Linked DNA regions of Homo sapiens: region 1 is linked to region 2. Evidence: chromatin loops called from intact Hi-C (ENCODE). Cell type or tissue: heart right ventricle. All regions are shown on one strand. Links, peaks and the distances in the headings refer to the core of each region. The heading gives the core; the rest is flanking DNA. Region 1 has its middle 200 kb from the start of COL21A1. Region 2 overlaps DST (dystonin).

Region 1 (15,470 bases), core at 7,257-15,256, 140 kb before region 2:
AAAGTTACATATGCCACGTGTACATGAATCCAGAACTTGATTGAGTGGCCACACCTAGCTGCAAGGGAGTCCAGAAAATATAACGTTTACCAAGGAGGCCATGTGTCCAACTAAACAAAAGGGCTCTATTGTTAAAGGAAGAAAAAAAGAATGGATATTGAAGAACAACTAGCAGTCTACCACAGGATGTGAATAAGCTGAGAAAAAAGGTACTCAGAGAATCAGTAGAGAGAAGTCAACAGGCAGCAAGAAGCAGAAATGACAGAGAGACAGAGTCAGAATCAGAGAGTCAGGGAGTGGTTGTCTGTGACTTCCCATTTCCTGGACATCCATCTGTCCTTACTACATAGAAACTGGCTTCTGTGAAATTTATCATCTGTAGCCTTTCAACAAGCCCCACTGTTTCTTGAACTAAACTGAGTATGTTTATCTTTTTTGCAACTGAAATAATGCAGATAACATGTATTGTATTTATTGAGCACTTAAAATATGTTAGGCATTGTGGTAAGTGCTTTCCATGGACTGTTTTGTTTAAACCTCATAGCAATTCCATGAGGTAATTTCTGTTCATTCTCAATTTTTGTGCCTGAGAAAAATGAGGCTTGGAAAAGCCTCACTGTTAGCAGGTAGCAGAGCATAATTTGAACCTGAACTCTAAAGTCTTGCTCCACATTGATGATCTTTACCACCACTGAAGTCAGGCATGAGCTTGCAGACCTATGGTAGGATGAGGCCAGGCAAGGCTGGGGCCTGAGACCAGGCTGACTCATTAAAATGAGGTAGGTACTGAGGAACAACACACAGTGATATGTCCTGGCAAGAAGCCCAGTTGGAGGCAGGAACTCGATGTCTGGGGCCACACAGGTAGGCTGTTGAGCGTATCTAACCTGCAGAGTTGGGGTTGTCCATTAGGCATAGTGATGATCAATTCATGAGTAGACAGGAAGGCTGGCAGGTGGACATCAGTGGATAAGCTTATCAACGGGATTCTTGGAAAACGACTCAATATGTTGTTGAAAGTCATCCAATTATTCTACTATCAAGAGTTAAACAGTAAACTGATAAGGTTAGGTAACTAAGAGGTTAGGGCACTAAGAAAAGCCTCACAAAGGCATGGCAGGGTCTGTGAACTAGGCAGGTTATGATAATCCTTTGCTCCTTCCAGGAAGTTGAAGGGCTCCAGTTATAGCAGGTTAATTGCACTTGAATAATTTTAGTTTATACCAAATCATGTTGACTTCTGACTCCTTGGTAAGGTCTAGCCCTATGACTTCTTGCTTAGAGGCTTGTCTGTTACCACACCTCCTGTCTTTGTATGACCCAAACAACATGAAGCAGTCCCACTGTTGGAACTTAAGACAATTTTCACCAAGCAGCTCATAGGACTACAGATTGAAGTCATTGGAGAAAAGGTCTTTCTCCTAAGCAGATCTACACAAACCCTAACTGGTATCAAGGGAAAATGTTTACTATGTTTACCTCTTCATAGTAGAATAATTGGATGACTTTCAATAATTGGATGAGTTTAAGGAATGAGAATTCCAACAGTCACAGATTCTAGAAGTGGTACATAGTGAGAGTGATTCCATAAGTTGACCTAAGAGCAAAGGGTTCTGAAGTTTCCAAAGAGAGATAAATTGACTTAGTTTCTACGCATTTTAAATTGCTAATCTTCCCCACTATTGTTTCTACTCATTTTGCTGCTAGTCTCATAATTATCTTGCCTCTCCAGCTGCATATGTATCTTTAACATAGCATTCACCAGCTGGCATATCTTCAGATAATTTTTAGTAGAATTCTAGAACTACAGAAATCAGCCTCCAAAGGTTTTCCAACAAGCCTTGAACCAAATATTTGCCAATATGTGTTCCTGCTTGTAGAAGGCGTTTGAGGGTGAAGTAGGAAAGATATTTTCTTCTACCCTGTTCCTGACAGGCTAGAGAAATATGAAGGGTAAAAAGAGAGACACATTGCTTTCACAGCTGTAAGAAGGAAAGGGGATTTGTGATTGGATCAGAGAGCCTGAAGTGCAAATAATAATTAACAGAGGATAAAACCTTAGAGAACTAACTGTGGTGATTACCCCAGAGATAGCCCAATCTAGGATACTATTGAGACAAGCCTTTTAAGTTATAATAGAGAGTGAATAAGATGTATTAATAACATTCATTAATAAGATTAATTTTTCCAAAAATTTAGGTCAGTAGTTCTCAACACTGGCTGCACATTAGAATCCCCATGCTCTGGCTACAGTTAAATCAATTAAGTAAAAGCCTCTGGGGGTGAGGCCTAGACATCAGTCTTTTAAAAAATCTACCCAGCCAATGCCAATCTACAGCCAAAGTTGAGAACCACTGATTTAGGGATATTGGGAAAGGAAGATAGAAAAGGTGAGCACAAATTAACTGGAGCCTGATTAGGTAGTTTCAGAATTCAAGAGTTGGCAAAAGTGGAAGTATTGATCATCTACAAGGGAATATCCAATAAACATCCTCCAGTGGAAGATGCAGGTGAAGCCTGGCAGAGGAGAAGCAGAAGGATAACAAAAGATCTAGGCCTGATTAGCGAACCTTTCATTGACAGGGTTTGTTTAAACAATGGATGTCTTTAGGAGACCCAGAACTTTCTGACTTGTCTCTCCCTCTCTAGGGTACCCACATAAGGCAGAATCTGGAGGACTGTGTCAGACAGAAAGTAAAGAGAGTTAAGGTAGTAAAGACACCATGATTCAGCAGTGTCTTTACAGCTTGTAGAAATGGCAAGAACTAACCTCAGAAGCAGATGACGATTTTACACATTCAGCAGAAAGAAGTAGGGAAATGAAATATTACTGATATATTCCCCTATTACAAATAGACATGTGGCCTAAAGAAGGGGGGCCAAATGTTTCTGTTACTGCCGAAGCTGGCAAGGTATTCAAGGTCTGTAATAGGCAAAGGCTAAGGACAAAATGGTCAACAAGCACATGAAAAGATTCTTAATATCAGCCATTTCTAGAGAAAGGCAAATCAAACCCACAATGAAACCTCACACCCGTTAGGATGGCTACTATCAAAAATGAAACAAATCAAACAAAAAATCCAGAAAATAACTAGTGCTATTTTTGGAAACTTGTGCACCATTGGCGGGAATATAAAATGATACAGCCACCACTATGGAAAACAGTGTGGAGGTTCTTTAAAACATTTAAAAAAGATTTATCATATAAGCTAACAATTCTACTTCTGAGTAGATATCCAAAAGAACTCAAAGAAAGGTTTCAGAAATATCTGTGTACCCATGTTTATATCAGCATTATTCATAATAGCCAAGAGGTGGAAGCAACCCAAATATCTATTGATAGATGAATAGATAAAGAAAGTGTGGCCTTATACATACAACAGAATATTCAACCTTAAAAAGAAAGAAAATTCTGACAGGTGCTGTAACATGGATGAGTCTCAAGTACTTTATGCTAAGCCAATAGCAAAAAGACAGATACTGTATGATCCTACTTATATATGTACTTACAGGAGTCAAACTGATAGAGATAGAAAGTAAATGGTGGTTGCCAGGGCTTGTGAGGAGGAGAACATGTGGAGTTATTGTTTAATGGGTACAGAGTTTCAGTTTTGCAAGATGGAAGAGTTACGAAGATAAATGGTGATGATGGTTGCACAACCACGTGGATGGATTTAATACCACTGAGCTGTACCTTTAAAAATGATTAATTTGGTACATTTTATGTTCTGTGTATTTACCACAATTAAAATTTTAAAAATATATATGACCAGATATTTTTAAGTGCAAAAAACCAAGGTGGAGTATAGTTTATATCATAGTCAAACACTTTGGGGGTAAGAAAGGGGGATAAAATTTAGCATAATCTGTGTTATGACTTACTTTATTTGTATGTATACACACACTACACACACATTCATATCAAGAACCATTAGAAGAACAGAAAATGAATAAAATGAGAGAGGCGGAACTAAGACTTCTCAGGTACACATTACTTACAGTATTGACTTTTGAATCATGTAAATGAATTGCTTATTAACAATAATATTAAGACATTTTTAAAAAGTTGAGAAGAGGCAACGTTCGAGGAGAAGCTGGTGAAGCAAGAGCCTCCCTGGGCCTCTTGGGGGCCTTAGGATTTAATGGACATATGAGCAGTGGCTTCATTCCAGGTGTTTGCAGCTCCCATTTGTATCTGGCTGAGACGAATGTGAACTAAAAAGAAAAACACTCCTGGGCAAGACGGTGCAAGGGCCTAAGAATTCCCGAGCGGGAGGGGGTGGAGCAGCTACCTTGGTATAGGACTAACAGGGCCCAGCATCTTGCTGAGGATGGAAGAGTACAGAGGACTGGAGGGGTGGGAGTGTGCTTGGAGAACTGCCTGCCATATATGAAGGAAGCCATGGTCCCAAGAGGGAGTGAAGGCCACATCATCCTGGAGGAGCAGGGAACATGGGGCTCAAAGGGGAAAGAGCAAAACATAAAGGAAGAATCCTAGAGTGTCACAAATGCCACTCTTTCCAAGAGGATTCAGTGTGATAGGGATCCCCTCCCTCTATATGGAAATACAGTGTCCCCTGTAATCCCAGCACTTTGGGAGGCCGAAGCGGGCGGATCACGAGGTCAGGAGATCGAGACCATCCTGGCTAACATGGTGAAACCCTGTCTCTACTAAAAATACAAAAAATTAGCCGGGCATGGTGGCGGGCACCTGTAGTCCCAGCTACCCGGGAGGCTGAGGCAGGAGAATGGCGTGAACCCAGGAGGCGGAGCTTGCAGTGAGCCGAGATTACGCCACTGCACTCCAGTCTGGGCAACAGAGCGAGACTCCATCTCAAAAAAAAAAAAAAAAAAAAAAAAGGAAAAGGAAAAAGGAAATACAGTGTCCCAAGTAACTTCTAGACCAGCTCTCTGTATGGAATTAAGTTCACAAACTGCATACTTGCTCTAGACTCCAGCTCAGGTTGACCAGCAACCTGGCCGGCTTGAAACCAAGGACATCGTCCTTGTGCTCTGCATTTCCTTCTATTTCTTCCCCAAGGCAATGTTATTTTACCACTTGGGGCTTTGGTTGGCAAAGCAACGTGGGTCTGATGAGGAGAATATATTTTTCCAGGAAAATTGTTCTAGGTTAGCGCACATTCTTGTTGGGTACATTTCCAGAAGCAGTATTGCCAGGTCAAAAGGTATGTGCACTTAAAGCTCTGATAAACATTGTCAAATTGTCTCCTAAAAAGGCCACTTCAACTTGCACTTCTGGCAACAGCATAGGAGGCCTGCACCCACTTGTTCTCACCAATGTGATGTGTACAGCCAAACTTTTCTACATTTGCCAAACTACTAGGGGAGAAATGTGGTCTTATAACTCTTAAATTTCAGTAGCAAGAGCCATTTATACTACTTAATATAAATTGTATTTTTGTGTCAATTAGGAAAATTTTTCCCTTTGCTATTATAATGCAACTATTTCCCCCAGTTTGTCTTTTGACTTTGTGGCATTTTTGGTGGGCAGACATTTATCCATCTTTCCTTCATGGTTCCTGGATTTTGCATCTTGCTTAGAAAAGCTTTCCCTGCTGGCCAGATATGGTGGCTCAGGCCTGTAATCCCAACACTTTGGGAGGCTGAGGCAGGTGGATTGCCTGAGCTCAGGAGTTCAAACCAGCTTGGGCAACATGGCAAAACCATGTCTCTACTAAAAATACAAAAAATTAGCTGAGCATGGTGGTGCATGCCTGTAGTTCCAGCTACTTGGGAGGCTGAGGCAGGAGAATCACTTGAGCCTGGGAGGCAGAGGTTGCAGTGAGCTGACATTGTGCCACTGCACTCCAGCCTGGGTGACAGGGTAAGACCCTGTCTAAAAAAAAAAAAAAAGAAAAGCTTTCTCCACTGTAAGACTGTATTTTTAAAAATTCTCTCTTGTATTGTCAGACTCTTACAGTCTTATTTTGAGGGAAGGCAGGTTTCCACCAGTTAAAATAACGAAAGCATTTCATAAAATCGGGTATTTTACTTACATATTGGTTTTGCAAAAATATCATAGTTTTGGTCTCCGCTTCTACTGGAACGTTTTCAAGCATTTCTCACAATTGTAACCTAGAAATATGTCTACAGACACATAATTACATGAAACACATGCGGGACTGATTCTTCAGGCCCTGGGCAGCCTGTGTTCCGTTCCGGCACCCAGACGGGAATTGTATTTACAGTCTTCACAACAGTCTCCAGTAAACAGATCACACTGTGTGGGAGAACCACATTTGAAAGGGGCCTCAGCTGAACTTTCATTATTTGTCAATTTTCAGCATGAAGCCACTTCTTAATGAATTTCATGGGACAGGTCGTTAATACCATGTGCTATAAGATATCCACTAAAGAAGAATTTTCCTAAAGTGTTTTATTCAGAAACTTTAAGAAATATTTCCAGAGCGATGGTTTTATCAACTTCAAAATAGGGCCAACTTTTAACTTGTCTTGTGTGAGTTGGAGGATATTGCAGAAGCTGTCATAAATCCCATCTCTAAGAAAAACACTCCCATTGCCTTATTCTTTTGGGACAAAACACAAAATATATTTAACATGCTGCATCTTGGGGGTTAAAAATTCTAGAATTCTTGACAGAAACACAATCCTTTATAGAGATGTGTTTCCAAGGATCCCCACCAACATAGTTCAAGAAACCTTCATAAGGAGTAATTTGTTGTTCTCTTTTGTACCCTCCACTGTCCCATGTACCTACCAGAAGCTGGTGAGCAGTGAGGTGATCCTGCCAAAGGAATAAAAAACAAGGAATGGAAAGAAAACTTTAAAGAGCTGCTGTTCCTTAAAGCCAAGAACTGTAGAGTCATTCATTTTCCCCCTACACCTAGCCCAGCTCTGGACTCAAAGGAGACAGCCATGAAGATGATGAAATCACAACCCCTCTCAGATCCTCAATACCACATCTCCATGGGAGCACTGATATTTTCGATTACCAGCACCTGGAAATACAATCGTTCTCAAGGAGGATTGATTGACAGATTTAGCAAATAAAAATACAAATTGACTGGGTATGGTGGTTCACGCCTGTAATCCCAGCACTTTGGGAGGCCGAGGCAGGTGGATCATTTGAGGTCAAGGGTTTGATGCCATTCTGGCCAACATGGTATTTTAGTCTCTACTAAAAATACAAAAATTAGCTGGACGTGAGAGCATGTGCCTGTAATCCCAGCTACTCGAGAAGCTGAGGCAGGAGAATCGTTTGAATCCGGGAGGTGGAGGTTGCAGTGAGCCGAGCCGAGATCGGCCACTGCACTCCAGTCTGGGTGTAAGGGCAAGACACTGTCTCCAAAAAAAAAAAAAAAAAAAAAAAGTAGAATGCCTAATCTTAAATTTCATATAAGCAATAAATAATATTTAGCATAGGAATTCCCTATGCAGTATGTGGGACATATACTTTAAAAGTTTTTTTAGTGTTTATCTGAAATTCAAATTTACCTGGGTGTCCTGTACATTATCTGGCAAGGCAGATACTTTCAAGGCAGCCATCTTAAGAACAGATGTAATGAATAAAAAATTCTTCCTTATGATGAAATAAAACCTTGTCTTCTACCCATTGGTGGTCCTTCAAATATTCAGAAAGCTACAGAGTCATTAAAGTCAGAGAGACTTGGGTTTGGTTCTGTTACTATGTGACCTTGGGCAGTTTATTTAACCTCTCTTTTTTCTGGTCTCTAAAATGGGCTATAATACCTGCATTACAGGAAAACCATGATTATTATAAGCTCAAATGATCTTATTCAGCCCAGGTAAAATAATTGTAATCAGTCACAATTGTGAATGTTAATCGAAATCTAGAAAAGACTGTTCTCTTAAGGGTGAACCGCTGAGCCGACCATTATCCCTTTCTTGGGGGATGGGGAGAAATATGAGAGAAATAGAGAATGGCTACCCTCTGATTACCACGGAATTTAAGTTAACTGTGTACATATTCTCTATCTGGTTATTGTCAGGTTCCTAAATCTGTTGCCTAAAAAGTACAAAGAGTGTTCCTACAATACATGGAGGTTTTAATATTTTCCAAGTGTACTAACAATAATTTTGAGACTATGTTTATTTGTTATAAAAAATGAATATTAGTTGTAAAGTAATTCTTGTTAACTCACTTAAAGGTTAAATAAATTTATTCACCAAAGTTGTGATAATTAACATGTTAACCGGATTTCCCTGATCTGTTATAATTAACATGCGCAGTATATAAACTTTGTAGATTCCTTTGCAAAACAGATTTCCTTGCAATAATTAAATTGCAGTTGTTTATACTAAAAATTACATAAAATATTATTTTTCCACATTATGTCCATTTCCAATATGGTTTTGAGTTGCTTCCTGGTCCCTTGCCTGTAGAAGCTGGCCAGTTGCCCATATCTTATAATGAGGTACCACAGTGGAACAGAACTTCCTTCCCCACACCCCCTGCTGAGCACTATATTTCCATTAATGCAGCTCAAAATCATTTGATAGCCACATCACCAACTCACTTCACTTGAGCTGTCAACTATAACTCCTTTTCTTTTCTTACCTATGCTGTGGATAAATTTATCTTATATCCTGCATTTCATTTTCCTATTCCCAAATATATACGACTTAGTAAATTTTACTTTTTATTTGTAGGTTAACAATCTAGCATGTCCAGATCATTTTTGCATGTTTCTAAATCTTCATCTGTCATCTGATTATTTTAAAAACACTTCTTAATATAGAAACTCAAGCTTTGAGACAGGATGACTGAGGAATCTTAGGTTTAAAAACTAAAAGAGAGCACTGTGTAGAGTTGCATTGGGATAAGGTGGTTTTTCTTACCAGCAATTGTTTGGTAACCATCATTCGGGTCCATCAATAAACAACAGGAGTGACCAGTGAGTCAATCGCTGTAGTGCATCTGCTTCCCAGGGAGGCCATAGAGGGAAGGCAATTGACAAAGATGATAGGAGGTTTCTGCAGTATTATGAGCCCAGCAGAAAAATAGATAAGATTTATTTTACATTGTCAAACATATGTTCAAGAATGTGAACTACAATCAGATGATCATTCTTCCCTACTATTTTTTCACCAGCCTGTTGGTAAGTGCACATCATATACTGTTATAGCTCTGGCACTTGTAGTCATAAATATGGTTTTGGAACAGCTTTCTAACTGGCAGCCGGGAAGAAAAAGGCACTTTCCTCCAAAGGCCATCCTTGGTCTTAAGAGACTCAAGTACCACATATCAAAGAGATAAGAGGCAACTATCAGCCAACATCACCAACTCTTGGCACAGAGGATGGACTCCTCCATCCTGTTGAAAACATAATTCAGCCTAATCCTAAACAGTGTTTTCATATTATCCTCTAAAGCCAAAAATTTTCCTGCAAAGCTGAGCATAAATCAATTGTGCATTTTGAATTTACATCAGGTCAAAGACCCACATTTCTTGTTGCTTCCCAGTAGCTATTTTAAATCCTTCTACCTTTCTCTTTTTCTTTGCAAAAGAATTTTTTCTGCTTTTCTCTTTCTAATCTTTCCCCACATTTAGCTGTCAGGGAGGTACTCTTTGCATAAACTAGGTGAATTCCATGTTTAAAAAATATGTGCTTGGCCGGGCGCGGTGGCTCACGCCTGTAATCCCAGCACTTTGGGAGGCCGAGGTGGGCGGATCGCAAGGTCAGGAGATCGAGACCATCCTGGCTAACACGGTGAAACCCCGTCTCTACTAAAAATACAAAAAATTAGCCGGGCACGGTGGCGGGCGCCTGTAGTCCCAGCTACTCGGGGAGGCTGAGGCAGGAGAATGGCGTGAACCTGGGCGGCGGAGCTTGCAGTGAGCCAAGATTGAGCCACTGCACTCCAGCCTGGGTGGCAGAGCGAGACTCTGTCTCAAAAAAAATAAAAAATAAAAAATATGTGCTTTGTTGCTTTCCTTTTTTTGTTGTTGTTGGTGGTGGTGGGGAAGCAGGATAAGGAAGAATATATTTTTAGTGTCTGTTAAATTGCTAAAGCACTCACATTAGGAACAAACAGGCAAGAAACTAATCAATAAGATACGGGCCAGGACAGAAAATAAATCTAAAAAATAGCCACTCAGAAAGTAGCATGGTACAGTAGAAAGACTGAGGGCTTTCAGTTCAGCCAGAAACATGGAGTCCTCTACTTCTTGTGTAGCCTTCGGCATGTAATTCTCAAAGCCTTTTTACTTACCAGCAATCTGGGGTAACTCTTAACTCAAAATGTCGATTGAGAATTAAGAAAACATAGGTCCTACCACAGAAAGACCTGCAAAATCCTAATTCCTTTCAGTACCTACCAATAGTATGTGTAGGTGAGGGGAAGCAGGGAAGGTAGAGAGGAAGGAGTCAATCTGTCCAAAACGACTTCTGGATTCTTTTGGCTTTTCTCCAGAAGCAATAAAAACTGGAAATTAGCTCTGTCCCCTAAAAGCTGGTGTATGTACATGGTATGAAAAGCACTATCTCCATTGTTCATAGATTAACAATAATTCATAGGCAAGTTGGCTGATGACTCCTGCAAAATCTCTAAGCAGTGTGGCTTCATTATACATAAAATCTCGTGGATAAACTTCATTTTGAGGGCCCTGCTCATGAGGTGTTTTGTGCAGTACAGTTTTTTTAAGAGAACATTGTGAAGCAGTCCCTTTGAATATAAAAGGAATCTCACTGGCACAAACCAAATGTCCAACCATGACTGAAACATGCAGACAGGAAGGAGAGGCCACAGGGGCATGTTTTATCTGCTGCCATGCTTATTTCCTTTGCTTCACGAAGGAGTATGGATCTTTTAAGATGCATGTGCTGCAAATGTGGGATTCCTTGGAGGAAAATTTGAATTAGATATTAACGCTGACCAGCTAGTTAATTCCTGGGAGCTCCTAGGCCAGCAGAGAAGTACTTAGGTGCCAATGACAGCAAGCATATATTCCCGACTGTGGGAATTACGTATTCCCTGTGGAGAGAATCTACTATCTCCAAGTGACAGCAACCTAGAGCCTCCAGGGTAACAAAACAAGGGTGTTAAGAGAAGGGGAATGAGGTAAAACAACATTTCACCAAGGATGAGGTAGCATCCAGTGAGTTCCAACCTAAACAGTATTTATCCCATCAATCCTCACAACCATATTTGAAGAATGTTCAGTAACTTCCCAGTGCCTCTCTCCCCACTGACCCTGTTAGGGAGTCACTGATGCCCATTTGGACTCTAACCTTGTTTGTTGTTCTGAATGACAGACAAACTCCTGTGGCTTGGGATAGACAATCTTTGCTTGGATGTTTGTGCTACTCATTTCCAAACATTTTAAGTAAACTTCTGTGGTAAAGTGAAGTATTTAAGAAAGACTGCTCTTCTAATCTAGATTGTGTTAAACCAGAAATTGAATTTTGATGTGTCATGCTTTAAACCATATAATGATGGAAAGAACTATAGAAATTTTTCAAAAGCGATTTTTAAACCAGTCTCTTCATTACATAAAGAATTCAAGGGATTAGAGTCCAGCTTTTCTGATTTAGCACTGTGGCAGACAGTTTTCAAAGACAGCCCTCAGTGATCCCTGCCTCCTGGTAATCAGGCCCTTCTGTAATCCCCTACCCTTGAATGTGGACAGACCTAGTGATTTGCTTCTAATAGAACATGGCAAAAGTGATAGGAGGTCACTTCTATACTTAGGTTATGAAAAACTTCATCCTGCCTTCTTGGTTTGCACACTTTGATGAAACAAGCTTCCCTGTTGAAGGGCCCCATATTGGCAAAGAACTGAGGATGGCCTCCAGCCAACAGCCAGCAAGAACTGAGCCCTTACTCCAACAGCCTATGAGAAACAAAATCTTGGCACCAACCAACCAACGAGCTCAAAAATGGATCTGGCTCCAGAAAAGCCTGAGATAAGCCTGCTCAGATTCCACACCACAGAAAACTGTGAGATAACTGGTTCGAAGTCAGTTTTATGACAATTTGTTGTCCAGCAATAGATCACAAGTATCACCTTATTTCCAACTTTAAATAGTAATTACCAATACCTTATAGTGTCTTTGGTCTATTTTAGTTTAAAAACATAATTGGGAATACCAAAATGAAAGTACATTATGACATCAAAAACTTAAAATAACAATCACCCCACAAATTTATCTGTGACTCATCCTGAGTATTGGGGTGATCCATGTTTTTATTTTCTTCTTAGTACTTTTATGTATTTTCTAAATTGTCTACAATTAACAGGCATAGTTTTAGAATCAAAAACTGACAATAAATGTATCACTGAACGTATAAAATATCCCACTCTCAAAATGCAGTCAATAAAAATCAAATAAATGCACTAAATACAAATTCTTCACAGAATTAACTACCTTTCAAACATCGTTTCACAAAAGCAAATGATCCTTCTAATACTGATACATTAAACTGATACTTAAAAGATACATTTCTAGAGTAAGAGTGAGAAAAAGAACACATGCTTGAAAGTACTAACATAATCTGAAATATATTTGAGTGACAGAATCAGGATAAACGGCCAGGACCACCTTATCTTAAAGCACTGTACTCAAGCTGACTAAAAATGAAGTAAGAAAATCTGAGTGTATATCACTCTTTATATCTTTTAATTAGAACCTTTTTTTGTTAGGTTACATTGTATATGTCTCCACACTTCAAATATATTTTTGGGGAATAACTTGATTTAAAAATGACACACCAAGCTGGGCACAGCGGCTCACGCCTGTAATCCCAGCAATTTGGGAGGCCAAGGTGGGTGGATCACAAGGTCAGGAGTTCGGGACCAGCCTGGCCAATATGGTGAAACCCTGTCTCCACTAAAAATACAAAAATTAGCCAGGTGTGGTGGTGGGCGCCTGTAGTCCCAGCTACTCAGGAGGCTGAGGCTGGAGAATCATTGGAACCAGGGAGGCGGAGGTTGCAGTGAGCCGAGATCGCACCACTGCACTCCAGCCTGGGTGACAGAGCGAGACTCTGTCTCCAAAAAAAAAAAAGAAAAAAAAAAGACACACCAAAATATAGTCAAAATATAGTCAATGAAGAGTTCCAACACTTATTTATATACATTGTCAATGAACTTAAGCAGAAGGTAGAATATTCAAAATCTGACTCAAGTAAGTCATTTGGGATGCCTATTTGGCAAAGGGAGGAATCGGGACTCTGGTCGCTAAATGATGAAACAACTTTGCAGGGGAACTCAACATGCATTTTGTTATTGTTGAAGTAGAAAAGGATATTAGATATTTAGCTACCTCAAATCAGATCTGAGTTAGCAAATCGGTTTTACTGACTTGTTTGGAATGAGATCAGGTTGAGACATGAAACAATCGAAAATCTGTCTAGTTATGGAACATAAGACATATCCAATGCTCCAAAGAAGAGCTTACAACTATCTTAATATGAATTTTGCTACTCTGGAAAATCCAGATGTGGTATAGCTTCCTGAAAGAGGCCATGAACATGTCTTCCTTATGAAGTTACCATCTTTTTAGAAAAGAATGCATAAGCCCTGGTATAAGGGTGAGGGGCAGTGGAATGATCATTGGTCTCAGCCTGAAAAGATCTATCTACTCAGTCATTTTCTAGCTGTGTGATCCTGGACAAATAAAAACCTCTCTAGCTTCATTAAAATTATTTATACAATTCAAGTGATATTTATTTACTATTTCATTGGCTGGTTGAAAACCTTGTATGAGAATTAGAGCTTTATAAACCAAAATTGACACATAAATGTAGGGCTTCAAAAAATCACTATGAGCATAATGAAGTGGCTAAGACACAAAAGGTTGCCCAAGAGAAACAACTCAAAATTAATCCATGATCAGATATGGCACTGTAAAGTCTAAGAAAACATTGCTCCAAGCCTATTATATTCCTCTGAATTCACTGGTCCATTCTCAAGCAAGTATGCTGTGACGAGACTACTGACCGGGACATATGTCCATTGGCTGGTTATTTTTGAAACAAATTTTCCTACACTGGATAATTAAAAACACAGCTATGTACATTTGTCTTCCTGGTTGGCCCTCCTTTCAGAAATGGTCTTTATGTTAATTCATTTTTAACTCATGCCCAGAGACATTTCTGAAAGTATATACCAAAACACTATATTTCTGCCTCCTTGAAAAGCCAGAGCTACACACACACATACCGCTAAGCCTACTTGGGGCTTTGAAGCACAACCAACTGCAGCTGAAAGGCAGGCTCTTGTACTCTCTCCCTCACTCTAGGGACTATTATTGCTTTCTCCATGCAGATTCTGCTATAAGCACAATAAAAATCAATGAAGACTTGGAACAGCTAAGACTAATATTTAAAAAAACGCTGAGGCTCCCGAAGTTCACATTCTTGCAAATTTTAGATAATGCCCCAAATATAAGTCACTCTTGATCATATACACACTCCTGTGTGTGCAAGCATAGTGTTCTAGCTTTCTACCACTCTGACCCAAATACTCACCCACGGTGTGCCTTCCTCCCAAATCCTTTCCTCTGGGTACCCTAAAACCTGCTTCTGAGGTAAAAGCCCATCCTAGAGCCCCCGCTTCCTTCCATTGCTCTGTTGAGCCTGACTGAAGAAACCAACTGTAGATCAATGAACTTTCTGTCACCTCTCTTCCTAAACCAGGCCATACACTGGAGGCCAGGATAACTATCAGTCCAGGGCCTTGGCTACTTCTAACCTTCTCTGGTCAAGTCAAAAATCTGTCTTCCAATTTACTGAGATAAATAAAGAGTGCAGGGTAACTCCCTCAATGTCTCTTCTCCCATTTCAATCTCCCTTTCCTCCAGTCCTTCATATCAAAAGGCACGTCCTTCCCCATAAGACCAGTTCCTCCAAGCTGATGTCTAGAGGAGAAGACATTGAAAATGAGGAAATCAACAGATGGTCGTTGTAGTAATACAAGTGAGAGGTAACAAGGGCTGGAACTAGAACTGAGGCTTCAAGAATGTTAGTATGTCCCCTCAGCCTCCCTCAACTGGAATTTTCAGAGAACCGGCAATCAGTGATATAACCACTAGCACAGGTGTGCATGCCCTTGCAAAACTAGTATCAGAGGAGAAAGGAAGAAACTTTACAGCATACTTCCATTCTCTGGAAAAAGATGGTTGAGAAGAGGCAGAAAGAAGAAAATAGTATAGAACAATGATCCCTAAAATTAGATTATGTAAAGTAACTTCATAGAATGTTGGAAGAAAATGTCTATTTATATTTACATTTCATCTTAAAAGAGGAGGAAATTACCTTTACTAACATTTACTACAGACTGACACTGCTACCATCTCTCCAGTGACATCGACATCGTTTGCATCTTCTCACGATCTGTAGCTTAGGTGACCCAAGGGCAGAGTGGAAGTCCCAACAGTTCCCACACTCTTTGGGTTGCTTTTAGCATGCAGCAAACCGAAGTTTATTTATGTCAAGTTGGGTGAATGTACAGATTTTTATTAACT
Region 2 (16,379 bases), core at 5,864-13,863:
TTTTGTATAAGGTGTAAGGAAGGGATCCAGTTTCAGCTTTCTACATATGGCTAGCTGGTTTTCCCAGCACCATTTATTAAATAGGGAATCCTTTCCCCATTGCTTTTGTCAGGTTTATCAAAGATCGGATAGTTGTAGATACGCGGTGTTATTTCTGAGGGCTCTGTTCTGTTCCATTGATCTATATCTCTGTTTTGGTACCAGTACCATGCTGTTTTGGTTACTGTAGCCTTGTAGTATAGTTTGAAGTCAGGTAGCTTGATGCCTCCAGCTTTGTTCTTTTGGCTTAGGATTGACTTGGCGATGCGGGCTCTTTTTTGGTTCCATATGAACTTTAAAGTAGTTTTTTCCAATTCTGTGAAGAAAGTCATTGGTAGCTTGATGGGGATGGCACTGAATCTATAAATTATCTTGGGCAGTATGGCCATTTTCACGATATTGATTCTTCTTACCCATGAGCATGGAATGTTCTTCCATTTGTTTGTATCCTCTTTTATTTCATTGAGCAGTGGTTTGTATTTCTCCTTGAAGAGGTCCTTCACGTCCCTTGTAAGTTGGATTCCTAAGTATTTTATTCTCTTGGAAGCAACTGTGAATGGGAGTTCACTCATGATTTGGCTCTCTGTTTGTCTGTTATGGGTGTATAGGAATGCTTGTGATTTTTGTACATTGATTTTGTATCCTGAGACTTTGCTGAAGTTGCCTATCAGCTTAAGGAGATTTGGGGCTGAGGCCATGGGGTTTTCTAGATATACAATCATGTTGCCTGCAAACAGGGACAATTTGACTTCCTCTTTTCCTAATTGAATACCCTTTATTTCCTTCTCCTGCCTAATTGCCCTGGCCAGAACTTCCAACACTATGTTGAATAGGAGTGGTGAGAGAGGGCATCCCTGTCTTGTGCCAGTTTTCAAAGGGAATGCTTCCCGTTTTTGCCCATTCAGTATGATATTGGCTGTGGGTCTGTCATAGATAGCTCTTATTATTTTGAGATACGTCCCATCAATACCTAATTTATTGACAGTTTTTAGCATGAAGGGTTGTTGAATTTTGTCAAAGGCCTTTTCTGCATCTATTGAGATAATCATGTGGTTTTTGTCTTTGGTTCTGTTTATATGCTGCATTACATTTATTGATTTGTGTATATTGAACCAGCCTTGCATCCCAGGGATGAAGCCCACTTGATCATGGTGGATAAGCTTTTTGATGTGCTGCTGGATTCGGTTTGCCAGTATTTTATTGAGGATTTTTGCATCAATGTTCATCAAGGATATTGGTCTAAAATTCTCTTTTTTGGTTGTGTCTCTGCCCGGCTTTGGGATCAGGATGATGCTGGCCTCATAAAATGAGTTAGGGAGGATTCCCTCTTTTTCTATTGATTGGACTAGTTTCAGAAGGAATGGTACCAGTTCCTCCTTGTACCTCTGGTAGAATTTGGCTGTGAATCCATCTGGTCCTGGACTCTTTTTCGTTGGTAAGCTATTGATTATTGCCACAATTTCAGAGCCTGTTATTGGTCTATTCAGAGATTCAACTTCTTCCTGGTTTAGTCTTGGGAGAGTGTATGTGTCGAGGAATTTATCCATTTCTTCTAGATTTTCTAGTGTATTTGCGTAGAGGTGTTTGTAGTATTCTCTGATGGTAGTTTGTATTTCTGTGGGATTGGTGGTGATATCCCCTTTATCATTTTTTATTGCGTCTATTTGATTCTTCTCTCTTTTTTTCTTTATTAGTCTTGCTAGCAGTCTATCAATTTTGTTGATCCTTTCAAAAAACCAGCTCCTGGATTCATTGATCTTTTGAAGGGTTCTTTGTGTCTCTATTTCCTTCAGTTCTGCTCTGACTTTCGTTATTTCTTGCCTTCTGCTAGCTTTTGAATGTGTTTGCTCTTGCTTTTCTAGTTCTTTTAATTGTGATGTTAGGGTGTCAATTTTGGATCTTTCCTCCTTTCTCTTGTGGGCATTTAGTGCTATAAATTTCCCTCTACACACTGCTTTGAATGTGTCCCAGAGATTCTGGTATGTTGTGTCTTTGTTCTCGTTGGTTTCAAAGAACATCTTTATTTCTGCCTTCATTTCGTTAGGTACCCAGTAGTCATTCAGGAGCAGGTTGTTCAGTTTCCATGCAGTTGAGAGGTTTTGAGTGAGTTTCTTAATCCTGAGCTCTAGTTTGATTGCACTGTGGTCTGAGAGACAGTTTGTTATAATTTCTGTTCTTTTACATTTGCTGAGGAGAGCTTTACTTCCAACTATGTGGTCAGTTTTGGAATAGGTGTGGTGTGGTGCTGAAAAAAAATGTATATTCTGTTGATTTGGGGTGGAGAGTTCTGCAGATGTCTATTAGGTCTGCTTGGTGTAGAGCTGAGTTCAATTCCTGGGTATCCTTGTTAACTTTCTGTCTCGTTGATCTGTCTAATGTTGACAGTGGGGTGTTAAAGTCTCCCATTATTATTGTGTGGGAGTCTAAGTCTCTTTGTAGGTCACTCAGGACTTGCTTTATGAATCTGGGTGCTCCTGTATTGGGTGCATATATATTTAGGATAGTTAGCTCTTCTGGTTGAATTGATCCCTTTACCATTATGTAATGGCCTTCTTTGTCTCTTTTGATCTTTGTTGGTTTAAAGTCTGTTTTATCAGAGACTAGGATTGCAACCCCTGCCTTTTTTTGTTTTCCATTTGCTTGGTAGATCTTCCTCCATCCTTTTATTTTGAGCCTATGTGTGTCTCTGCATGTGAGATGGGTTTCCTGAATACAGCACACTGATGGGTCTTGACTCTTGATCCAATTTGCCAGTCTGTGTCTTTTAATTGGAGCATTTAGAGAACGGGCAGATTGCCTCCTCAAGTGGGTCCCTGACCCCTGACCCCCGAGCAGCCTAACTGGGAGGCACCCCCCAGTAGGGGCAGACTGACACCTCACACGGCCAGGTACTCCTCTGAGACAAAACTTCCAGAGGAATGATCAGACAGCAGCATTCGCGGTTCACGAAAATCCGCTCTTCTGCAGACACCGCTGCTGATACCCAGGCAAACAGGGTCTGGAGTGGACCTCTAGCAAACTCCAACAGACCTGCAGCTGAGAGTCCTGTCCGTTACAAGGAAAACTAACAAACAGAAAGGACATCCACACCAAAAACCCATCTGTACATCACCATCATCAAAGACCAAAAGTAGATAAAACCACAAAGATGGGGAAAAAACAGAGCAGAAAAACTGGAAACTCTAAAAAGTGGAGTGCCTCTCCTCCTCCAAAGGAACACAGTTCCTCACCAGCAACGGAACAAAGCTGGACGGAGAATGACTTTGACGAGTTGAGAGAAGAAGGCTTCAGACGATCAAACTACTCCGAGCTACAGGAGGAAATTCAAACCAAAGGCAAAGAAGTTGAAAACTTTGAAAAAAATTTAGACGAATGTATAACTAGAATAACCAATACAGAGAAGTGCTTAAAGGAGCTGATGGAGCTGAAAGCCAAGGCTCGAGAACTACGTGAAGAATGCAGAAGCCTCAGGAGCCGATGCGATCAACTGGAAGAAAGGGTATCAGCGATGGAAGATGAAACGAATGAAATGAAGCAAGAAGGGAAGTTCAGAGAAAAAAGAATAAAAAGAAACGAACAAAGCCTCCAAGAAATATGGGACTATGTGAAAAGACCAAATCTGCATCTGATCAGTGTACCTGAAAGTGATGGGGAGAATGGAACCAAGTTGGAAAACACTCTGCAGGATATTATCCAGGAGAACTTCCCCAATCTAGCAAGGCAGGCCAACATTCAGATTCAGGAAATACAGAGAATGCCACAAAGATACTCCTCGAGAGGAGCAACTCCAAGACACATAATTGTCAGATTCACCAAAGTTGAAATGAAGGAAAAAATGTAAAGGGCAGCCAGAGAGAAAGGTCGAGTTACCCACAAAGGGAAGCCCATCAGACTAACAGCAGATCTCTCGGCAGAAACTCTACAAGCCAGAAGAGAGTGGGGGCCAATATTCAACATTCTTAAAGAAAAGAATTTTCAACCCAGAATTTCATATCCAGCCAAACTAAGCTTCATAAGTGAAGGAGAAATAAAATACTTTACAGACAAGCCAATGCTGAGAGATTTTGTCACCACCACGCCTGCCCTAAAAGAGCGCCTGAAGGAAGCACTAAACATGGAAAGGAACAACCGGTACCAGCCACTGCAAAATCACGCCAAAATGTAAAGACCATCGAGACTAGGAAGCAACTGCATCAACTAACGAGCAAAATAACCAGCTAACATCATAATGACAGGATCAAATTCACACATAACAATATTAACTTTAAATGTAAATGGACTAAATGCTCCAATCAAGTATTTCTTTATAGCAACACAAGAACAGCCAAATAACCCTGTTAAAATCTCTTAGTAGTCTCCCTTGACAAAAAGGCCAAGACTTGAGCATGCTATAGTCTAAAAGGTCCAATGAAATCTATTCCCTAATTCTACCTTCAATCTCAACTTTCTGTTCCAGAAATGTCTAACACAGCTATTTCTTAGCTATTTATTCATGCTGGACCCAATGTCTTAGAAACTCTACATACCAACTTTTTCATGCAACCTACCCCCGCCATCCTGAACTTGGCTCTTCTTCACCTTTTAATACTCAGCTGGAAAACCTTCCCTAAGTCTCTCCTCACTCCTAGCTTTAGTAAGTACTCCTTACAGGAAATCCCATAAATACCCTGTGACTATTATTGGATTTTTCTGTGTCTTCTATCAAACTATAGCCTTCTTGAGAACTAGGAAGTCATCCCTTTTGGCTTTCTATTACTAGTGCCTAGATCAGTGCTTGACACATAGCAGGCTCCAAAAATTTTTTTCAGGAATAAATCAGCAACTAAGTAAATAAATGAACATATCAGATGTAAGACCTAAAAAGGTTTTCTTCTATTTCAGCATTATTTATTATCATTACTTAAATGCCTAAAGCTAATGGCAAAAATTTCCTCAACTAATCTTCATATCCAAGAAACTGAGATGACATACAGGCAGTCTGTGCATATGTCAAAAGGCCCACCAAACCACGACCAACATAGGATCTAGAATACCACAACCTACAGTTGTTTCAAGATGCCAAAGAATCCTCATCAGAGTGGATCTGTTTGAAAAATTCTCCTAGCAGTTTAATTACGGGAAGTGTAAAAAAAAATCCCTCAAGACATGAACTTTTTACCTGTGACCACACTGAATCTAGACCACAGGGACAGTTTATTCATATAACATGGTTATTTAGGAGATGAAGTAAGTGAAGGGTACCCTCCGAAAATTTTTTTTAGATTGTGAGTTCACCAAGGGCAGAGACAGGGTTTTAACATCTTTGTGCCTTCATGAAACTCAGCATACAAACATTTACTGAATGAATAAATACATCTAAAAGTGATCATGGTTCTATTAGAATATCCAATACCAAAGATGGCCCTGACTACCAGCTTAAAACTTAGAAGTGCATTATAAAAGAAGCATGTCTTCTTCACCTCTTCTTCTCAAAACATCACATGCCTTTACTCTTGACAATTATATTCAGGAGAGTTAATCATTTTTAATTCCTAGCAAGTATCAAGGTCCTAATTTAACAATAATAGTTGTTTATAGTGCTATTTTGGAAAAAAAACTGTTAATTACAGTATTCAAATGGGTACCTTATATTGTTTTGAATGGATTTCAAGGAAATTAAGACATGAAAGAAGGATCTGTGACAAGAGAATACCTGTTGGGACCAGAAGACAGCGAAGTCTATACACTTCTGGGCATTTGTACAATTCATAAAAGTTTCCTGACTTAACACCACCCCAAAGATTAGCGCAAGTCTGGAAGGCTGACATTGTCAGTCAATGCAATCCCCATTGCTGGTTCCACACCCAGGCCTTGAGACTGGTCCCAAAATCCTGTTTTCTGCACCTCTTATGGGGCTAAAATCTTGTTTTATCCACTAATTTCCCTGGAAGGGGATCTTGAGGAGTGTTATTATGGCCTAGTAGTATCAGATTGTTGACAACACAGTTCACAGTTCTTTGAATAATAATGCTAATAACAACATGCTATTGGCCAAAAGCATTTCAAATGAAATGAACAAATTGGATGCCCCAAAAATTACATTTATGATTCATCAGAATATAAGTAGAAGATAGTATGCTACATGTAGAAAGATCGATTTTTTGTAGTAGTCTCATGGGTTTATATTATTGTTAAAAGTAATTGTAAAATGTTAATAAACATCAAAGAAATGGAGGCCACCTAATCCTCATAAAAATTTATCCTTGATACATTCTGAAATCTTCTGAGAGAAAAATATGTGCATTATCAGCAACAACTTTAATTGTACATTTAATTTTTCAAATTACGCTATGACTTAATTAGAATTCATTCTCCTTTGAGATCTCTTTCTTTTTCATATTTCTTTAACTGTCTTAGGACTGTAAGAGTCTTCTGCAGCAATTACTAAATAGGTTTTTCCGTTTTAAAATTTATCCACATATCTGTTTAATTAAAAAACCATCACATTCTTTGGGTTTTATTCTTTTTCTGCTCTAGTTATATAAAAATTACTTTTATATGCAGTATAATCTGTTTACTAATATAGATCTAACTTAAAATGTGTTATTTCTATTTTATGCATTTTCTATACTTAAAATAACTTCCTAATTAAATGTAATATATGCAATCAATAATTATTTTAAATGATACGTATTTCCTACTAAAATAATGACCTTAATGTCACAGTATCTCCTCTACCCCCACCACATATCTTGTCCTTGAATATACAATACATGGGGATATAAAAACTTAATTAAGATAGATTTGTTCTTGTACCTGTGGAAAGGAGAAAGAAAAAAAAACAGGACTGAAAATGCACATTGGAAAAAAGGAAGCAACCCTGAGGAGGCTGCATGGATCTGGGGATGCTGACCTGGCCCACATCATCTCCCTAGTGTCCAGTGAAGGGCTGGATAAACTCTTCAGCCTGGGAAAGAAGCAGTGCCCTCCACCCTCTTGACCTCCCAGCTTGACCTCCTTCCCTGCTCTCATCCTATGCTTCCCACCCCTTCACGGGCCTTCTCTCTGCCTGATATTAACCTGCCACATTTCACCCGGGTATGACTTAGCTTTCCAGAGTTGTCAATCTCAGGCAATACCTAACTTTAAGCTTGCCCAGCAGGGTACCTGTTTCCCGTGCTAACAGCACAATTTTTCGACTCTGTAAATAATATGCAATTAACTTCTGAAAGACAGCTGTCTAACTGGCAATCCTGTGTTTATTTTCTAGCTGTAGCAGTAATAACCTACTATTATTAACCTGTGAAATGGAATCATATAATAGATTGATGGAATGAAACTTTTAAACTCAAAATTATTGGTCACATTAGTTCTCATCCTTTACTTTAGAATTTTAAAATAAGTTTTACATTATAAAAATAGATTTAAGAACTCTCCACCACTGTATGACTGAGAATCGCACTGTTATGCAGTTTTGACACCAAGCCTGTATTTCTGAAAGAGCAGGTGGACTTTTTGAGAACTGTATTGAGTAATTATTCAAGTTTGTATCTCTATGAATCATGAAGATATTCAGTAAGAACCCTAATCCTGGTCCTTAGAACCGCTGAATATGATGGTAGCATCCCTTCTTCCCTTCCAACTGTCCATTCCTTAACAAATATTTATTGAGTACCAACTTTGGGCCAGGTAATATTCTAGGTGCTGTGAATACAGCAATGAATAAAGCAGACAAAGACACGTGTTCTTGTGGAGCTTAATTCTAATGGAGGAAAAAACAGTGAACAAGATAAGTAAGTATAAAGATAAATAAGTGGCCAGGAAAATACTGAGTTTTGTTTGGGGATGGAGGGGCACGTCACAAGCCATAACAGCAATGTCAAACCTGTTAAGAAAACATCAGGAAGGCTGGGCGCGGTGGTTCACACCTGTAATCCCAGCACTTTGGGAGGCTGAGGCAGGTGGATTACCTGAGGTCAGGAGTTCAAGACCAGCCCAGCCAACATGGCGAAACCCCGTCTCTACTAAAAATACAAAAATTAGCGCCTGTAGTCCCAGCTGGTGGCGGGCGCCTGTAGTCCCAGCTACTTGGGAGGCTGAGGCAGGAGAATCACTTGAACCCAGGAGGCGGCAGTTGCCGTGAGCTGAGATCACACTACTGCACTCCAGCCTACACGATGGAGTGAGACTCCATCTCAAAAAAAAAAAAAAAAAAAAAATTCGGAAAAAAAAAGAATGTACTGTGGAGAAATAGAGTCAAAACTACCTCTGGAGGCAGAAGTATACTTTTCACATCATTTGTTCCCCTCTCTTAGCTGAAACTATCACAAAAGTGTGAGAAATTGGAAGCCTTTCAGTAAGACTACTGGAAATGTGGATCTTTCTCTCGCTTTTTACCTTGGTCTCTTCTAATTGCCTTTGAAGATTTTTGGGGTCCACCGCAATAGGTTCAGATAAGTGTTTGCTCGCTGTGGCCTCACAGGCCTGGAGTCCAGCAAGAAGTCCACATGAAGCATCTTCATAGTGTTGATATTTATCCACCAGATCTTTAAGATTATTTCCAAGAACATTGCACTAACAATCAAAAGAGAAAAGGGGTAGGAGATTAAAACCCACTATTTTCATATGCATCAAATAATCTTAGGACCTATAAAATATGTAACTTGGAAAAAAAACCAGACTTCCACCAAAGTTAATAAAAACTCTGTTGGGCTAAGATTTCCTCCTTTATATGAAGAGGTACCCTATAAGAAGCCAAAAAGTAACCATAAAATAAAGAGATAGTTCTGGATTTATACCAATTCAAAAACATATTTACAAGAGCTGAGTCTTAACATAGAATAAAAGATAAAGACATCAATCATCAGAGGAAGGAGATTTTGATACACCATGTGTATAGATATCGATTTGATGGAAGGGTTTTAAAGGTGCTTAATAAATTTCTATATGTTGCACAAGTTAATTAACAAAAGGAAGACAAAGAGTCTATATTAGAATGGAGCAAAGTCCAAGAGCCAGTGATGGTCTTTAAATCATTTATGCAACTTGGCAAGTCTGTTCAGATTATATTACAAACCAGTAAATATTTTCTTAGATTTTTTTTTTTCAAAAAAAACCTTTTACTTGACCACAGAAGTAAAACAAGCAAAACAGTCTTTTATTCATTAAGTATTAAAATAACATACTGATCAAATATACAAGACAAACACCTGCAGTGTTTGTGAAGAGGATAATCTGAGATGAAACCAGTTCCCAAGCTTGAGAGGCTGCAAGCATCTGTTTTTGCTTAGAGTCAATGCACAACCGCCATCTTGTGGTCACACTGGATATTAGAGCATTTGAGAGCTGGGACTTCTGGAAATCATGCTCTCAAAAACTAAAGTAACTTTAAGTTTCTCATATTTAAATACATTGTTCAGAAGTAAAGCAGGTGAATAAGATAGAGAGAAGGCTGGGCACTGTGGCTCATGCCTGCAATCCCAGCACTTTGGGAAGCCGAGGTGAGCGGATCACGAGGTCAGGAGATCGAGACCATCCTGGCTAATACAGTGAAACCCCATCTCTACTAAAAACAGAAAAAAAATTAGACGGGCGTGGGGGTACATGCCTGTAGTCCCAGCTAGTCGGGAGGCTGAGGCAGGAGAATTGCTTGAACCTGGGAGGCAGAGGTTGCAGTGAGCCGAGATCACGCCACTGCACTCCAGCCTGGGCGACAGAGTGAGACTCCTTCTCAAAAAAAAAAAAAAAAATAGAAGTAGGCTAAAGCTACCTTTTCCTCCTGTTTTGGATTTTAGGTTTCTTGCCTCTTGTTCCAAAACTATAATTGAAAACTATAATTGCAGATTGACTTTTCCCTTAAAAAATCAAAATAACATTACCTTAGAGTAGAGAGACCTGAACCGATCAGTAGCATGATCCAACTTGCGCTGCACTTCTCTGTGGGTTGCAGAAGTATCAACCTTGCCACCGTCTCTCTTGCTGCAAGATTTGGCAGCTTCCAACACTCTGTTTCCAGAAATTGTGATGTATCTCAAGTCACCTTTGTGAGAAATAACGTCTTCTGAGAAACTCTTCTGCCTCTTCAATTTGGTCATTAAACCATTGATGTCATCTGCACCTGCCTCCAGGTTTTCAAGTTCTTGTTCTGACTGCTGTAGCCAGTGCTCAAACTCGGTATAGTCAGCATCAAACTTTTCTAATTCTTCCTGCAGAGAGTGAGTTAACTTCATTTTCTTCTCTGACTCAGCCAGTGCAGTTTCATAATGCACTTTCAGTTCCTTCATGTTCTTTTGCAGTTTCTCTTTTTCTTCAGGAGAGAGATACTGACCCTGTTTCTCAAGCAACACTTGTGCAGACTGAGTGGCTATGATCACTGCTTGGTGCTGAGAGATGATCTTCTCGTGTTGGGCCTATGTGAAAACAAATTGATCATAATCTTCAAGCAGTAACGGGGTAACACCTGCAGGGAGCTCCTTGCCGCCTCAAGACTGACAGGTTTCAATGATCTACAGGGCTACAACTTGCTTCTCATTCCCCTTTTCAAGCTATACCGTACTCCCTTTTATTGGTGGATTTCAGAATAACAAGGCATTTTGAGCATGCTAATCTTATTTTAAAGAAAATTTCCAATCTTCTCTATGTACTTAATCAGATAGGACAGACACCATTTTTCAGAAGTTTAGAAAAACCAATTTCTATTCCAATTTTAAAATAAGTGTCTATAATCTGATCTCATTTTATTCCCTGCTTTCTCACAACTACCCAAAAAAGAATGTCTTTACCTAATTTTTGGACAAACAAGTATAATATTTTTTATTACGAAATGATCCTGGAAAAACTTTTAAATAGGGAAAAAGAATCTGTAACTTTAAGCTTTAAAAAGGTTTCAAAAATAACTAAGCAAGAACACTGTACATTCAGAGAAGCCCAATGGACATTAGAGAAGCAGATATAATAAAAGAGAATCCTGGAGCTACTCAGCTTCACTGGGCCTCAGTTTCCTGCATGTGAAAATGGAGACAATAACTCCTACACATCACAGGTTGCTGTTAAGGAGTACATGAGATCACATATGTAGAGCACTTCCTGCAGAGCTGGGCATGTGCCAGAAATTCAAATCCACTCTGAAGGCAGGAAGGCAGGGCTCCCAGGCAGGTGTGCTGCAGGCAAGTCACAGGTGTGCAGAGCTACTGATCCCCTCAGTCTTCAGGGAAGCAGGGAGGCATCAGGTAGGTGAAGTCCCTTTCCCTCCAGCCATAAGCATCTTCTTCCATTCACCCCAATTTGCCATACAAGTGTGGCAAAAAGGATACTAATCCTTCTGGGCAATTTCCCACATTTCTTATAATGGCTTACATGGAGCCAAATGACCCGCTCCCATTACCCCAGAGCCCCTTTTATTACCTCCAGATTCTTTGCTGCTCCCACCCTTACCTCCATCCCCACCCTGGTAAACACTTTAGGAGCTTTTTCTCCTGTTGTTGTCTAGTTACAGCTCTTTCATCAGATATCTGCTTGGCTAATTGCACCCATCTCCATTGAGTCCCGTTTAAATGCTGAAAACTGGTCCCCCACCCCACACTCAACCACCCTTACCTAACTCCTTTTCTCCCTTAGTACTCACTGCCTTCTAACCTACCATATAACTTAGTTATTGTCTACTGTAACATTCTCACTAACTAGTGTGCAAGGGGGGCACAGGGAATTTATTTTGCTCACTGTGTAATCCCAAGTACTTAGAACAGTGCTGGCACACAGGAGCTGAGTAAGAATAACTCTATGCTGTGAAAAGGACTTCCTTAGAAGCACTGCTATGGGGCAGCCGTTCACTTGTAAGTCTGATCCCAATTAGTCAGCTCAGAACTGGCTCATTAACACTGGTATCCTCACTGTCTATAACAGTGCCCGCCACCTAGTGGGCACATAGTAAATATTTTTAACTAACTTCTTTCCCACAGACTTGTGTTTTTGGTATTTGAAATACATTCATATGCTACCCCCACCCCACCCCGAGAAGGGCTTTGCACAAAATAGCATGGACAGACATATGCAACACCATATAAATGATCAGATCCATCCCCTTCCTCCTACAGATGAGGACTCTTAGGCTGAAGGAAGAGAATGGCTTGGCCCAGGACATATGGGACAACTACTGAAAGCTAGACGTTCCTGGCTCAGGTGCTTTGGCCCTCTCTCCATGCTGCCAGATTAGGACTTTCTTTCTTTTATTTATTTATTTACTTATTTATTTATTTATTTATTTTGAGATGGAGTCTCGCTCTGTCGCCAGGCCAGAGGGCAGTGGCACAATCTTGGCTCATTGCAACCTCTGTTTTCTGGGTTCCAGCGATTCTCCTGCCTCAGTCTCCCAAGTAGCTGGGATTACAGGCACGCACCACCACACCCAGCTAATTTTTGTATTTTTAGTAGAGACAGGGCTTCACCATGTTGGCCAGGATGGTCTCAATCTCCTGACCTTGTGATCCACCCGCCTCAGCCTCCCAAAGTGCTGGGATTACAGGCATGAGCCACCACGCCTGGCCCAGATTAGGATTTTCTAAAGCACAGATTCCCATATTCTTTGAGGTAAAATGATCAGATGGGAAATGCCACACTGTGCCTAAAACCAAGGGCTTTCCTGTGTGATATCTTTATGTTTAAGTCTACCCACCAGTATTTCTCACTACTTTGGTCAACTTACTAACTTTTCCTGACTTCTTTGTAACTGACTCACAATGTTCCTTTAGGAATTCACTAGATTTTTCATTTTAAGAGACTTTATTTTTCATAATAAGGTCCTATAATAGCCCGTTAAAATTGTGAGCAGTAAATACTCCCATTCTTCTTCTGGTTTAATTTGTATTTTCTATAAGAACCTCACAGGGAGTACCCTATTCCAAAGATTCCAAATATGAAGGGTAGGAACAAAATAAATAGACCTGCAAAAGTTTCTGAGGTCCAGAAACCGTCTGTCAAAAGCCAAATATTGAAATAAAATGAGTGACACTTTAAAAGTAGTTCTACAGAAGTCGCCTTTGCTCTTATAGTAGCATTAATGTTAGCTTTAATTTATGTCATGGAGTAAATTGGTAGAAGGGCTTTTATATCTCTTCTCAACAATAGCCTTAACTGAATAGGTGAGCTGAGCTCAGAAAGAACTTAAGTGAGCTCAACTTAGCCTGGACACAGTGGCTCATGCCTGTAATCTCACCACTTTGGGAGGATGTGGGCGGAATGCTTGAGCCCAGGACTTCGAGAGCAGCCTGGGCAACATAGAGAGACCTCATCACTACAAAAAATACAAAAATTAGCCAGGCATGGCAGCACAGACCTGTAGTCCCAGCTACTCAGGAGGCTGAGGTGGGAGGATCAATTGGGCCAGGGAGTTTGAGGCTGCAGTGAGCCATGCTTGTTTCACTGCACTCTAACCTGGGCGACAGGGTGAGACCTTGTCTCAAAAAAAAAAAAAAGATTGTTCTCTTAGAACACAGATTCAGACTTAGCAGAGTGAACATATGGCCTAGTTTTAAATCCAAATTCCAGCCCTTTCTAGATATGTAACTTGAGAAAGCTACTTTAATACTGTCAGTTACAGTTTCCTCATCTGTAAGATGAAAATAAAAACCCCAAGGAGTAACTGGGAAGACAAAATGAGTTAAAATGGAAAGAACTTAGAAGAGTGCCCACTTTAACTGTCCTATAAATGTTAACTATTATTATTAAATCTTTATAATAATTCTACTTCACTTACATGGAGAATGCCAACTCTACAATTTATTTCTCATTATTTTTTGACTTGCTTAGAACTCTCATAATAATTTATATCTGACATGATGAACACAGAAAAAAACCTCTTTTGTCAGTAAGGTTTGAAAAGAACTCATGTGCTAGGTTATTTCTCTCTTTACCAACCTGGAAATAGAATTGAACGATATCATATGTTTATAACAACACACCTTAACTTTCTGATATTGCTGATTCAGATTCTCCTGAGTGGTTCCAACTTGCCCATCAACATCAGTCTCCAACAGGTTACCATTAACTTCATCCTCTTCTCCAATTGCTGACTTGCCATCACCTTCTTGAAAATGGGTCCCGTTCTGTTCGATTACCTGTTTGTGTTTTGTCCCTGCCCTTTCTGAGTCTTTGTCAACATTTGACAACCAGTCCAAAAGGTTTTCTATTTTGGTTTTGCTCTCTTCCAGCTGCTTCACTGCTGCTACCTGGGAAGGGAAAGTTCACAGGAGGAATTCAGAACGTGGGCCAAGGCATAGTTTTAAGACATTCCAAAAGTAAATACTTAGAACATTTTAAATTAGAATGAGGGTACTAAAAACTGACACAATTGAAAACTTAACAACTGAAATTAAACCTCAGAGCAACAGGCAGTTACTTTGAAGTTTCCCCTGTTCTTAAAAATACATTCCAAAATTTTAACTATAATTGATGAGTGATCACACATTTCACAAGAAGAAAGTTTCACAACCTCACTTAAATATTAAGAAAAAGTTAAGCAAAGCCAACTCTTCAAACCTTTTGTAGTACTTGGTCAATTATGTACCTGGAAACCCAGAATCCCATAATAATCCTTAGTGATAATCCTTATTTACTACCACTGGATATTAATAATAAATCAAGTAGCTGTTAAGCTTTTTGACATAGCAATAGTGCACCACATATTTGAATAAGGACCTTTTCAGTTTCTTCCTTGATTGCTGTTGTCACAACTTTATCCAGCTCCTTTTTAGACTGTTCTGCTTTTAAATTAAGCTGTTCACACTTTATCTTAGCTTCATTAAGTTTCTGTTCAATCAAAGCCTTATCTTCCTGTGACAGCTTTTCACCATTCTCTTTTAAGAAGTTCTCTGTGTTTTTCACTACTTCAGCCAATGCCTGTGCACTTCCTTGCATATCTTTCTGTAATTCCTTATAACACAAAAGGAAAAAATATATTTTATTAAATTATTACCTATTTAGTTCTTCCAGAGTTGTAATTCTAAAAGACAGAGTGAGTACAGAGAGAGTCTAGTATATGTAGCTTGAATAAACATATTGAGTATGTTAATTTGAGTTTCAATCACAATACTTAATATAATTTGAAACTCAAACAATATTAAAGAAAAGCATGAATTTTCATGTTTAACGAAAGAATGCAGTCAGTGAAACACTGAAAACACATAAGTATTCAGTATATGATCTATATAAATTTGCACACACCAGATTTTTTAATATTATATGAGCACATGTACAAAGGCTTGTAAATATATGCTAATATTTATTGTTTCTAAACTTTTATTTTTTAATGTGTTTATCACTCAGGATAAAAATGAACTAATTTTCCCAGTGAACTAAGATACTTTCCTTTTCTAAACACCAGAATCTGTAATATGTAATGTTTGCTTCTTTGCCTAGCTGCTAGGTACCTCAAGATTAAGATCTCTCCTTAGTAGTTATAGCTTTCCTATGTCTAGATTTTTCCATGTAGTTTTTCCTCTTCTTTTCCTCCTTTATCATGCATTTTCATTCTCTATATGATACTGAGTTTTAATATTATTTTTTCCATACTTTATTTTAATCTTCTTCAAATTTGTCTTAGAAGTATTTGAATTGAAAGAAATCCTATTAATTGAGCCATGACTATGTGACCTTAACTGTGCTAGTGACTTACACAATATTTACTTAACTTTTATAATAATGTAACAAAGTGTGACCTATGAAGAAACTGAGGCTGTGACAGACTGTTATAAAGCTAACAATGTATAGAGTCTGGAATCTGAACCAGGAGCTATCTACTTACAATGAAAATGTTCTCTGTCCTGACACCAAAATAAAGATATCTTTATCTGTTGTTACTGTTATTTTTGCCCTTTCCTTCAATAAAAAGGAACAAATCACAAGAAAGAAGGAGTAAGAAGGAGCTAAGAAAGAGAAAGAACCCAAAGTGATGGCTATTTCCTCTGATTTGCAAGTAGTAAGTAGGTTGGCCTTAAATGAATCCAAATTCTAATTCATCACACAAGGTATTTTCATTATCAAATCCCCTTTAATATTTCCTCCACTCAATATCTCTTACCAAAAAAAGTCAAAAAAATTACCTAGCTTGCTTGAAGTTGGAAATCTAACTTTTAGTATAAAGTTTAAAGCTCAAGCCCAGGGCGTCTTGGGTATGCCTTGCTTCTAAAAAGCTAAAATTACTGGTATTTTCAATAATCTTCACTGACTTCCAAATGATAGTAATCGAACATAACATCAACATAGATCTGCTGATAGAAAACCAAATTCTACCTCTTGCTTGGACTGATATTTCTTTAACTCAACTGTGCCATCTCCAATCATGAAGGCTTCTTGGTGACCAATTAGGC

What was found. Peaks named below come from ENCODE experiments on the same cell type or tissue, not always from the same donor. Only the 100,000 strongest peaks of a DNase experiment are listed, where the experiment ranks them.
Region 1: it touches region 2 in a loop (2.3-fold over the local background); 6 of 110 quality-filtered maps call a loop at or near these places.

Annotation. Positions count from the first base shown.
Region 1 is chr6:56,439,831-56,455,300 of GRCh38, forward strand. No RefSeq gene overlaps it. Among named protein-coding and RNA genes, the nearest start is that of COL21A1, 200 kb to the left of the region's middle. In heart right ventricle, for the core only: no CTCF peak of the experiment used is centred there; a DNase peak (open chromatin) is centred at 11,791; H3K27ac peaks cover 2,860 bases.
Region 2 is chr6:56,583,767-56,600,145 of GRCh38, forward strand. DST (dystonin) reads right to left here. Exons shown (of 104, transcript NM_001374736.1): 45 at 16,303-16,379; 46 at 14,710-14,943; 47 at 13,974-14,240; 48 at 9,897-10,427; 49 at 8,416-8,592. Among named protein-coding and RNA genes, the nearest start is that of DST-AS1, 250 kb to the right of the region's middle. RefSeq lists an enhancer at 10,125-10,384. In heart right ventricle, for the core only: CTCF peaks have their summits at 9,329 (motif pointing left), 9,532 and 11,935 (motif pointing left); DNase peaks (open chromatin) are centred at 9,375 and 11,923.